Regions from separate parts of the Mus musculus genome. Here region 2 is linked to region 1. Evidence: chromatin contacts called from ENCODE Hi-C data. All regions are on one chromosome and are shown on one strand. Each heading gives the region's core, a stretch centred on a gene start or an enhancer-like site at or near the end of the contact. The rest is flanking DNA. Distances are from core to core; before and after follow the strand shown. Region 1 overlaps Otud7a (OTU domain containing 7A). Region 2 holds the start of Nsmce3 (NSE3 homolog, SMC5-SMC6 complex component).

Region 1 (6,035 bases), core at 945-3,444:
TGGCCATATTGCCCAGAACTGACCATATTACTTTGCTCACAGCCTGTGCATTCAGCTAAGCAAACCACTCCCCACCACACCCCCTTGCTAAGAGGATGGAAAGTATAGTCACAGCTGGCCCATGAAGGGGTAGACAGCCTGACCCAGAACACCCAAATTATACCCACAGGAATTATTTCTGACAAGTTATTATCCTCTATAACAATCTTTTCCAAAACACCTTGATTTGAAGATCCACAGGGAAGCTTATTTACAACGTAGCCCTCCATCCTGATTCAGGACCCTTGCGTTGGCCCTCTGTATGAAGTACAGATCCCTAGGGGACACAATTCTAGTGAGTCTGGGATGCAGTGTCCCTAAGGATCACCTCTGCTGTCCCCCAGCCACCGGTAGGAAGCCACACCAAAGCCTCAATGTGTGTTTGCTGACCTACAAGACAGGCTGAGCTCAGCCCTGGAAACGAAAGCCACATCAAAGCAGAATGAGATGTCCCAGTCCCCTCCCCCGTCAGACCTTACCTACACTGCTCCATGGCTGGCCACACACAAGGAAAACCCCTAAACTGGCTGGTGATCCACAAAACTGCCTTTCATCTGTTTAGGTGGGAAGAAAGGGGGTGGGGTGGGGGGGGAGAAGCAGTTTGCACTCACAGTCTCTTTAGAAACACTAGAGGGCAGCATTGAGTCGCATCTAATTTCTCAACTTTGCAGTATTGGCTCCTGGATTTTCTGTGTTTTGTTTGCCTTTTTGTTCTTGCCATGGCACTGCTAGTATGAATCATAGGCTACGGGCAAGCAAAGGAACAAAGCAGCTGCCAGGGGCCCTGAGCTGGGCTTCTCTGCGGTGGTGAGACTCCAGAGGGGTGGGGCATCCTGAGCGAAGTGACAGAAAGGAGACTGGTACTCATTAGGAAGGTGGAATTTGGAAACCATCTCCACACTTCTTCCTGTTCACTACCCCTGACAACACCCTGAGGAGAAAGCAGATGTGACATTAAGGATTCCATTTGCTAGGAGCAGGGATCCCTCGGGAACTCATCAGATCTCAGTACACCTGTAGGTAGATACTGACCCCACCCATACTGGTCTCGGTGGCTGGTGTGCCTCTGTCCAGATGCTTTGTGGTGAACCAGCTCCTCTGAGAAGTAACAGGCCAGACTCCCCCACCTAATCACCACCGCCACAGAAGGCTCCCTCTCTGCTCCCCTTTTAAAGGGGCTGTAGGCCAACACTGCCTCTCCTGGACTTGTCACTAGATGCTTTCTGTAGGAGCCTGCTGCCTGGTCCTATGCAGATGAGCTCCCTGGTGGGGGCGGGGGGTGCAGCCCCCACCTCCAGTCTTGCCTCAGCAGAGCTCAGCTCACACCTCTCCCAACTTGCAAATTCTGCCCTTCTCTGAGATGAAATGGAGGCAAGGAGCAGGTCATCCAAAAGTGGCCTTCCGTGGTTCACCACACCCATCTGGGTTTTTCTTCGGAAATAGCAAAAGCACCCATAGCTTTTTCTCATCCTGACAGCAGAGAGATGCCTGCCCTCTAACAGAAAGAGACCCTGTCAGTCCAGGTGATGCCTCCACCTGCTTGCTCTTCGCCTACATAATAGAAACAAGTTTGAAACCTATAGTCTTAACATTCGTGGTATGCAAGTTCTGAGTCTACCTTCTGTCTCCATTAGGTTACCTGCCCTGGGACAGCTATTTTTGAATTTCTGAGCTCTGAACTCTGCTGGTGCCTCCAGCCTCCTGGCAGGCAGATGAGGTGCCTGTCACCATGCCTCTCTCTTCTGTTTCAGCTGTGATCCCTCTGACGGATTCGGAACACAAGCTGCTGCCCTTGCACTTTGCTGTGGACCCGGGAAAGGACTGGGAATGGGGGAAAGATGACAACGACAATGCCCGGTTAGCCAAGTAAGACCTGCCCCGCAGTCCAGTCCGGACCCCAACACCCTGCGGGAGAGTGGTGGTGACAGGACTCCTGTTGGGATTTGGGGGACTAAAGGGCAGGGAGAGGATTGCACGCGCAGGCGAGTGAGCTCCTGCCACCTCCGGAGCTTCTCACTGGGTGTTCTTTTGTCAGCCTCATCCTGTCCCTAGAAGCCAAGCTGAACCTTCTACACAGCTACATGAATGTGACGTGGATCCGCATCCCCTCCGAGACCCGGGTGAGCCTCGAGTGCACGAAGCCCCACCCAGTGACCGGGCAGCAGCCGCTCTGTGCGGTGCGGGCAATGCTGTGCCTCCCCAAAGTCTCCACGCAGCGCAGCGCTCGGCTCCACGCCTTGGGGAGGTCCCACACCTTCATGCCCCAGAACCGGACCCAGCTACTGATTCCTAGTCCAAACACTTCCTCCCGGTGGGAGGCGGGCGCGTATTAGGGGCCCTCCCTCTCCCCCACCCCCCTCCACCTCTTATTTTACACAGCAGGAGAAGAATAAACACACCCACTCACAAAGCAAACCGTAGGCAAGTCAAAACACAAAACTATCTCTGCAGAGATCGGAACAAAATGTGCCGCGGCAGAGCGGAATTAATTATAACTGTGTGTGGATCCTTAGAAAATCTAGGGAACCAACAGCGCTAGTCCTCAGCGCGCGCCCTTCCCCTCCCTGAGGCGGAGGTGGCCTCCGGTGGAGCTAGCAGAAGGCGGAGAGACGCGGACCCATCCCGGGGGTGGGATGGGGGTTGCCCCTGCTTGCAGATGCTGAGAGATTCTTTTTAAGTTTGTGACTGATGTTTTCATAATCTTGGGAGGGAACTCCCAAGGGAAGGGATTTGTGAAAATTGCTTGCAAATAATTGGTCCTCCCTGACATCCGTTTACTTATGTATCCAGCGGATTCAAAGTACTGAAAGGAGACATCCCGCTGAATGGCTCCTGCCCCACTGTTCTGATTGCTCACTTCCGCTTCGCCTGGACATCATCCAAGTAGGGCGCCCCCACGTGGCTCTGATTCGCCATGTTCTTGGGGCACAAGAGACAGCCAGTCAGTGACAGAATCTTGCCTCTCTCATGCTGGAAGGTGCCACTGTGCCCCAGGATGATGCTCTGTAGCACCTACGTGGTATGCAATGGCAGCAGCCCTAGATCCATAATCAGTACCTTCCAGCTGAGCACATCTTTTCCCTACAAAGAGCAGGATGCATGGCCAGACCTTGGTGACCTCCATATCAAGTACAAAGCTCAGCAGACAACCCCACTGCTAAAGGGCACACAGCCAAGGCCCCTCTCTTACTGGGGCCCCTTTCCCTGTTTCAACCTTGAAGCTGACACTCTTTACCATCCCCGGCAAGCCAACCTAAAACTCAACTCTCTCCAAACTCAAGTGAAAGGAGGGATTTCTGCCTGGGTGGTGGTCAGCACAGGTCTGCCAGCCTTGCTTCTACTGACCTAGCCACAGCAGCTCATCCTTCTGGAACCTGCTTGAGCAGAGGAAAAGAATAAAGTGAGGAGCAATGGCTTCTCCCTTCTCTTCTAAAGACCAGAAAAGGCCTGCCCAGGCATGTACTAGTTCCTGACACACCCAGATGCAGGCTGGAGAGATGCTGTCTTTCCAATGACTCTCCTCACAGGAAGGTCCCTCTTTGGAGAACTTATGGCAGCTGCCTACCCAGCATGACCTCCTCTCATAGCCTTCTCAGGCTTGCCACCTATCCCAGAGATTGGCCTAGCCATGCTCTGCATGGTCTCGCCCTCACTGGCTGCCCCCAGGTAGTGTCGTCCAGGTTATTGTCCATGGCATTCCTTCACTAGTGCCATCCCACAAGACCCCACATCCTCACTGGAAGCCATTTCCAGCATCCTTTTCAGCTTAGCATTCCATTTGTAGTTAGAGAAGGGAACTCCTGAAGTAGCATGTCATAGCTGGATAAAGGGAGTGGTGGTCCAAGATGAAGAACGGGGTTTAGGGCAAGGTGCATAGCCCCTGCTTGGAATAAGTAGGTGATCCATCTGTGTGGGAGAGATGCTGTCTTCCTTGCTGCCCTCTGCCTTTACACGGAGATCTGGGACATGTTTCTAATGGTGCCAGTAGTCTGACCATGGAGGAAGGCCAGAGTGTGGACCTAGTGTTTCTTTATAAAATACACTGAGGACACCAGCTAGGTCATGGGCATTCTGGCCCTATTCATCCACTCAGAATTCTAGACTTTCTGGTATCTGTGAATTCTAAGAGAAAGTTCATGTATCCTCCCTCAAAGGATGGGCACTGAGGTTTGAGGTCCCTACATAGCATTCTGTCAACATCTATAAGCCTGTGTCCAACCTTACAACAGTTAAGTGCTCTGTGGGCTCCTATTCCATAAACACCTCCATCCCTCTCTGGTAGACAGCCCCCACCCCCAACACCTACAGCAGCAGAGTCCCCACAAAGAAACTCCTATATCCCAGTCTCAGCTCCACCTGTGTTCTTGGGGCCTACACGAGGACAGCTTTTCTGTATGTAACCTTCCTTTCTTGCCTTCCCTCCCCACAGGCTCCCCTTGCACAGCCAGAGTCTCCAACGGCCTCAGCAGGGGAGGATGTACAGTCCCTGGCGGAATCGCTGGACTCGGACCGCGATTCTGTGTGCAGCAATTCCAACAGCAATAATGGCAAGAATGGTAAGGACAAAGAGAAGGAGAAACAGCGCAAGGACAAGGACAAGACGCGCGCGGACTCCGTGGCCAACAAGCTGGGCAGCTTCAGCAAGACGCTGGGCATCAAGCTAAAGAAAAACATGGGCGGGCTAGGCGGCCTGGTGCACGGTAAGATGGGTCGTGCCAACTCTGCCAACGGCAAAAACGGCGACAGCGCTGAGCGCAACAAGGAGAAAAAGTCCAAGTCGCGCAAGGGCAGCAAGGAGGAATCGGGAGCGTCAGCGAGCACCTCGCCGTCGGAGAAGACCACGCCGTCGCCCACGGACAAAGCGTCGGGAGCGTCGCCGGCCGACAAGGGGAGCGGGTCAAGAGGCGATGCCTGGAAGTACAGCACGGACGTAAAGCTGAGCCTCAACATCCTGCGCGCCGCCATGCAAGGCGAGCGCAAATTCATCTTCGCCGGCCTGCTGCTCACCAGCCACCGGCACCAGTTTCACGAGGAGATGATCGGCTACTACCTGACCAGCGCGCAGGAGCGCTTTAGCGCGGAGCAAGAACAGCGGCGGCGGGACGCCGCGGCGGCTGCCGCAGCAGCCACGGCCACCGCCACGGTCAAGCGGCCAGCGCGCAGGCCAGAGGCCGAAGGTGCGCCGGGCCCGGAGCGCGCCTCGCCGGGCCCGACAGCCGCGCAGCCCACGCAGCTGGTGCTCAAGCTCAAGGAGCGGCCGAGCCCCGGGACTGGAGCGAGCGCACGGGCGGCTCGGGCGGCGGGCGGCGCAGCATCCCCGGGTCCGGGCGGCGGCGCGCGACGCGCGGCTCCCGGTACGGGCGGACCGACTCCCGGCCGCAGCCCGCCCGCGCCCGCGCGCCAGAGCGTCATCCACGTGCAGGCGGCGGCCCGGGACGAGGCGTGCGCGCCGACAGTGGGCGCGCTACGGCCGTGCGCGACGTACCCGCAGCAGAACCGCTCGCTGTGGTCGCAGAGCTACAGCCCAGCGCGCAGCGCGCTGCGCACCGTCAATACAGTGGAGTCCCTGGCGCCCGGAGGAGCGGACGCCCCGGGACCCGCGGAGCACAAGTCGCAGACCTACAGCAACGGCTTCGGCGCAGCCCGCGACGGGCTGGAGTTCGCCGACGCCGACGCGCCGGCCGCGCGCTCGAACGCTGAGTGCGGCCGCGGAGGCCCGGGGCCCGCTCAGCGGCGCTGCCAGCGGGAGAACTGCGCGTTCTACGGGCGCGCGGAGACCGAGCACTTCTGCTCCTATTGCTACCGAGAGGAGCTGCGGCGGCGGCGCGAGGCGCGCGCGGCGCGACCCTGAGCCGTCCAGGACTGCTTTTTCCATCCTGTGGGTCTTTTTTTACTTGCTCTGGTCAGCCGAAGGGCCGGCGCCTCCTCGGTCAGTGCCGTGTACGTGTTTGGTCAAACGTTCCTAATGGTGCCTGAACCTACACTGATGCCACTCA
Region 2 (5,921 bases), core at 1,360-3,859, 1.1 Mb after region 1:
AAAGTAACCAAGAAGGGGGACTCAAGGATAAACTAGTCCTTGCCTAAAAATTTCCAGATCTCCTCGTGCTGTTTAGTCAACTTGACATAAACTGGGGTCATCTGGAAAGAAAGACCCTCAATTGAGAACATGCTTCCACCAGGTGGAACACTTTCTTGATCGATTTTTGATGTGGGAGGGCCCAGTTCACTGTAGATAATGCTATCCCTGGGGCAAGTGGTCCTGAGCTGTTTAAGCAGGCTGGGCAAGCCAGTTAGCAGTGTTCCTTCATAGCCTCTACTTTATTTCCAGCCTCCAGGATTCCTCAGTGATGGACTACAACTGAAATAAAACCCTTACCTTCCAAGCTGCCTGTGGTCATGGTATGTCACAGCTGGAGAAAGCATCCTAGGACACTACTGCAACACAAGCCAACAGTCAGTAGCCCCTCTCGTCCCTTCAGACCTCGTAGCTACCACAGACTCCTCTAGTTGGCCTCTAGTTCAGGGCTGATTAAAGTCACCTGTCCTCACTGCCACCCTGTTTGTTCTTCTGATGACGAACTTGCAACTCTTCTCAGAACAACAGTACTTACTGCCTGTGCCCAGTGTTTGGCCAGATACTATGAAGAACTCCAAGGAATCTGTGAACTTGTTTCCTGACTCACCTATAGCAACATAAAGTGCCCCTCATCTTGTGGTAGCCTTGTTCACACTGGTCTGTCCGCACCAGACATCACCCTGAGTTCTTCTAAAGAACTATTCTTCCACACCAGGGCTTTGCTCAGCTTTATCTCGTTTCCTATTTATTCACCTTAAGGGCACACTTGATTCTACAGATACACAAGCTAAATTCTTCTGGTGGAACAGGATCTGCACTTGGGCAGTGTGGTTCCCAATCAGGCCTGGTTAATCGATACGACACGACACTGTTTTATAAACCGGAGACCTAACGATTTTTACAACTTGCTCTAATACACATTCACACACTTCTGCAACACCATTGACTTAGCTTATCATGGAAAAAAAAAAAAAGTCTGGAATCATGACATTTCCTTTTTAGCCGCAATTTCTAACAGGGAAACAATAATAATAATAATGGTGAACTGACTCAAAAGTATAGTATTTGTTATACTAGAAAAGAATCTTAAGTAGAACCCATAGGACAACAGAATTATGATTATGAATATAAAAATGCTAGAAAACACATCACATAGATTTCGTGGGACCACAAGTGCTCACACCCAACAGAATATGTATATTTAAAGCTGTGTTGACAAGAAGCTAAAACAATTTTATTTTCAATTTTAAAAAGACTTTTATTTTTCCCCAGGAACTAGTCATTAAGATAATAGCTACCCTGTTTCTTTATCGTCTAGAACATCAAAGCAATTTACCAAAGTGTTCCTTCTTGAATATGTTTGGCATCATACAATTTCATTTAGGTTTAGAAAGTTAGAAAACTCTTTATAAACAAAAAGACAATTAAATGAAAATTTAAAGCTCCAAACCATAATAATAATAATAAAAAAATCAAACAAAAAACCCTGCAACACATCCTAACGCTCCAAGGCCTTTATGCGTAGCAGAATCAAGCTTCCTCCGACCCCCATTCCCCCTGTTCTTTTATACTGGATCTCCAGAGTCCCTCAGACCATAACTCAAAGAGTTCAAGAGGATGTGGCTGGGGCACTAGCAGTTGCAGGTCTAGCCCTACTCTCCTCATCTGCCAAAGCCTCGCAGTATTGTGTGGGCCAGTCTTTGGGGTCCTGGTTATGGACTTTGGCCACAAACTTAAGAACTTTCATCTTGCTGGTTTCCAGGTTGGTTCGCGGGCCCCACTGTAATTCATAGTCCACAGGATCGGTGTGGGGTATCCTCCGGTACTCCAAGTAGCGCTGCCGCACAAAGTCTTCGGTAATGAGTTTCTTTGGGTCGCCAAAAATTAAGTGTTTCTTAGTGGGGTACACTCCGAGCCGTCGCAGGAAGTCCCAGACCTCAGTCTCGGTGATGGTGTTGCCTTTCATGAAGATAAGCCCCAGGACTATCATAAGCAGGCCCGAGATGGGGGTACCCTGATCGCCCCTCATCTCCGCATCCGCCTCCACCGGCTCCAGCATGTTGATGAGGATGTAGCTGTGGCTCTTGGGCTCCAGCTCCACCAGCTTGTACCCGAACACGTATTGCAGGCGCTCGGCGGCCAGCTTCAGAAGGTTGGGGTACACGTCCCGGTAGTCGCCCACCACGTGCTTCAGGATGTCCGTCCGCTTGATCGGGATCTTCTTCTGGTCCTTGATCAGCAGGAACTGCACCAGCTCGGCCACCTTCAGCTCCAGCTGCTTCTGAGTGCGCGGCCCCACGGTCGGGGCCGACAGGGAAGCGCGGGAGCCCTGGGAGGAGCCGCCCGCGGCGCGGGACGTGCTGGGTCCTTCCTCGCCAGCGCCTCCCCAGTCCCGCTCCGGGTCAGCCTGCGTGCTGGGCCGACCGCGGCCCCTCGGCTTCTGCAACATGTCCCCGGTCGGCGGAGAGCAGGCCGCGATCGGGAGCAGCAACCGCCAGAAGACTCCGCCGAGCGAGCGCGCCCCAGAGGCTGGGAGAGAAGCTGCGGCGCGCGCGTGACGTCACGTCGCCGGCGCGCTGCGTCCGGGAGGCGGAGCGATACGACTGGGAGCCAGCCTGCGGGGGCGGGGACTCTTCATAGCTACTGCGCATGCGGAGGGCCTCGGCGCTGGCAGCAGCTCCTCCTGGGCTTTATCCCCAGTTTTAATGAGAATTGAATGGTGTTTATGAGCTCATATAAATAGAAAACAAGAACCAAAACTTCTCGGCAAGTGTGCGGTTGAGTTCTAGGGCACACCTGTTTAGACACGTCTAATAGTTTTTGGTTAGTTTTTAAGCTACAAAGTTTGTCTATGGAACACAAAGGATAAATGTGTGCGGGTGGGAAAATAAAGGGAGAGGAGGAAAAGATCTGGAAAGTCAAGAAAAAAAAAAAAAGAGTTACCGGGCAGTGGTGGCGCACGCCTTTACTCCCAGCACTTGGGAGGCAGCGGCAGGCAGGTCTCTGGGTTCGAGGCCAGCCTGGTCTACAGAGTGAGTTCCGGTGCAGCTAGGGCTACACAGAAAAAACCTGTTTCGAACCCCCCCCCCCCCCCAAATAAAAAAAAGTGTTGACTTGTGCACCAAATGCGGGACATGACAGACTAGGGGACCCTGTCCCGGTATCTGTCCTTGGCAGAGTTCATTCCCACCTGGCCAGTTAATTTCTGTACAATCCCTTGAGTCTGTAAGGGAAGTTATTCTTAAAAGCAAGACTTCTGCAATTTTCAGGTTCACATTCTCTTCATTGAATTTCAGTTAGATGACCATGAGAAACCACGTAAGCACTGCCAATAACGTGACTTAGTTTGGTAATGTGGACTGACCTTTTGGAAGACATGTTTGGGAAAACTGCCGCGGACCCACATCCACAATTTTAGCAGAAACATGTTAGAGGAATGCTAACCCCAGAGGCACTTGCTCTCTCCAGAGATTACCATTTAATTTAGGTTACCAATGATTGGGAGTAGCAATAATGTGAATTTCTTAATTCTCTCTCTTAATATATAAGCTTTAAAATCTCAATAAGAAAGAGAAGAGCTATCATCCTTTATAATTTGTGGTGTGTGTGGCTTGTAGATGGTTTAAATTGTGCAACTCTAATAGACAAAATGAGTCATTTCATTAACTCAAACCATCAGCAGTCTGTTGCTATTACTGCTGTGGATCTCAGCAAATGGGTTTCTTCTCCATTTACTGACAACGGAACTGAGTTTTCCTCTCTCTTTTTTAAAGCTACCAAGAAAATAGGTAAACTATTCAGAGAACGAACTCAAATTGATTTCCTCCTTAATGCAAATATATTCAGAGGAAAGCAATTCAGATCACATTATTTGAATAATAACACCAAAACATGGCCTTATTAAAATTTCATTAAATGTAAGCAGCATAAAATTTTTGTTTATAATTCAATATGAAAATGCACTCTGATAATGGGACCTGCAATGCTAATATAAAATCCCACCCCATGTTGTGATTCAAGTGTTCTGAAATCTAGTGAGCTTTGAGCAGTAACTTTCTATTCCATACAGGGTCTACGAAGACATCATCAAAGGTTGGTCGCAATGGCAGAGGCTGCAACAGTTTGAATGTGTCCTTTAAAGCTTGCATGTTGGAAATGTAATCCCCCCACTGAAGAGGGCTTTGTCCTCATGAGTGAATGAATGCCATGTTCTCTGTAATGAGTTAAGATTAAATCAATTTTGCCATTGTACTCTCTAAACCTCTCACGACACAGTGATGCTCCACAGATGTGGTACCTGGCCCCTAGTCCTCCCACCCTTCAGAGTCACGAGTGGAGGACAATTCTCCTATTTCCAGTTTACTCACTCTGTGCATTATTTTACAGCAACACAAAATGGACCGAGACCAACTAAATAAAACACAGCATCATGACACTCTTCCATTCATCTGCTTCAGTTTCCCTGCATACTGAATTCTGTATTTAAGTTCATCAAAGCCTCCTGCGATCTAAAAAATCTGCAAAAAGGTCCCTCCAGAAGGATCAGTTGTGCCTTGAGCCAAACAATTTCAGCAGCCAAGAGATAAGAGAGAAAAGGAAAATAAGATGAGAGCTGCTGTCAGCCATCAGGCTGCGTTTCAGTATTTTCTGTGTTAATTTCTTCACAGAGAACCATGCGACTCCAGAAGCTAGGCTAGCACCCAAGACTAGAAACCACAGCATCTTTTAGCAGCACCCCCCACACAGACAGCAGATGATCATGACTCAAAACACAGGAAGAAGGATACAGTTTTAAATCTCAAAACACCTTTCTCCATGCCATCCAGGATGCAGACGAGAAAACACAGGCACAGAATGATGTTATTAAAATGGAGGTTAGAAGTTGCAATGAGAAGGTCACCCAGACCCTGCATCCTACTTCCAACCGACAATGGAAACTATGAAGTCCTAACACGGAAGGTGGCAAAGGCAAGAGTCAATGCCTTTGCAAAGGTAACTGCAAACACTGCCTCTTCAGCCTCACACCAACCCTGTGGGGCCTGTTGGTCTATTACTTTCATTCATGGAGAAACAGATAGGTAGAACGTAGACAAGGTGACCCTGAAGAATATAACTTTGGCCTCAGGGAATCTAGACTACAATTCTGGAAAAGCTACCCACACTCCAAATTTCAGCTTCCAGACCAACAATCTGAAACCAAGGAATTCCGAATTCAAAGAATTAGCTGGGATTTGTTTGCTAAGGACCTAGCACAGGGGCTGGCAGGGTGCTTAGGTACTGTTAGTTTCTGTTTAGGGGTTGACTTTCTTAGGGTCCTGGTCGGGCTGCAGAATTAAATTCATGAGGCAGTTTTAAAATTTAGTTTGGTTTTTGCAGTCCTGGGGGTCAAATCTGGGGCCTCTCATACATTGGGCAAATGTGCTACTATTGTGCTATGCCCACAGCCCAGGAGACAGATTAATTAAATAAATGTATACACCTTTAGTCCAAGTGGAAGGAGACACAGTCCCTTTTTTAAAATAACAAAACCAAGTTTCAAAGAAGACTGCGGGGAAGTGGTGGTGCACACCTTTAATCCCAGCACTTGGGAGGCAGAGGCAGGCGGATTTCTGAGTTTGAGGCCAGCCTGGTCTACAGAGTGAGTTCCAGAACAGCCAGGGCTACACAGAGAAACCCTGTCTCAAAAAAAAAAAAAAAAAAAAAAAAAAGGGAAAAGAAAAAAAGGAGAAGAAGAAGAAGAAGAAGAAGAAGAAGAAGAAGAAGAAGAAGAAGTAGTAGTAGTAGTAGTCATCGCAAGACCTAGGTGCTTTTGTATTTGAACAAAGAGAGGTAATTGTGGAAAGGTAACTAAATTATATGGGAAGGCTAAAGGAGAGTAATTA

Evidence for each region. Hi-C counts contacts between places; a loop is a spot of excess contacts on that map.
Region 2: a loop to region 1 is called in a map of T-helper 2 cell, with 4 times the contacts of the local background. The contact joins the promoter of Nsmce3 here to the enhancer-like site in region 1. A Hi-C loop is called at or near these places in 2 of 37 maps with a recorded cell type or tissue (T-helper 1 cell and T-helper 2 cell).

Annotation. Positions count from the first base shown.
Region 1 is chr7:63,752,842-63,758,876 of GRCm38, forward strand. Otud7a (OTU domain containing 7A) reads left to right here. Exons shown (of 14, transcript NM_130880.1): 12 at 1,791-1,905; 13 at 2,075-2,159; 14 at 4,469-6,035. The coding sequence ends at 5,890. Among named protein-coding and RNA genes, the nearest start is that of Gm39023, 97 kb to the right of the region's middle. Within about 2 kb of position 2,195, at least 1 of the 3 ENCODE cell types and tissues checked has a DNase peak (open chromatin) inside an H3K27ac peak, as active enhancers do.
Region 2 is chr7:64,870,431-64,876,351 of GRCm38, forward strand. Nsmce3 (NSE3 homolog, SMC5-SMC6 complex component) reads right to left here and starts at 2,610. Exons shown (of 1, transcript NM_023239.5): 1 at 1,252-2,610. The coding sequence starts at 2,488. The coding sequence ends at 1,649. All of the region lies in intron 2 of Fam189a1 (family with sequence similarity 189, member A1), which reads right to left.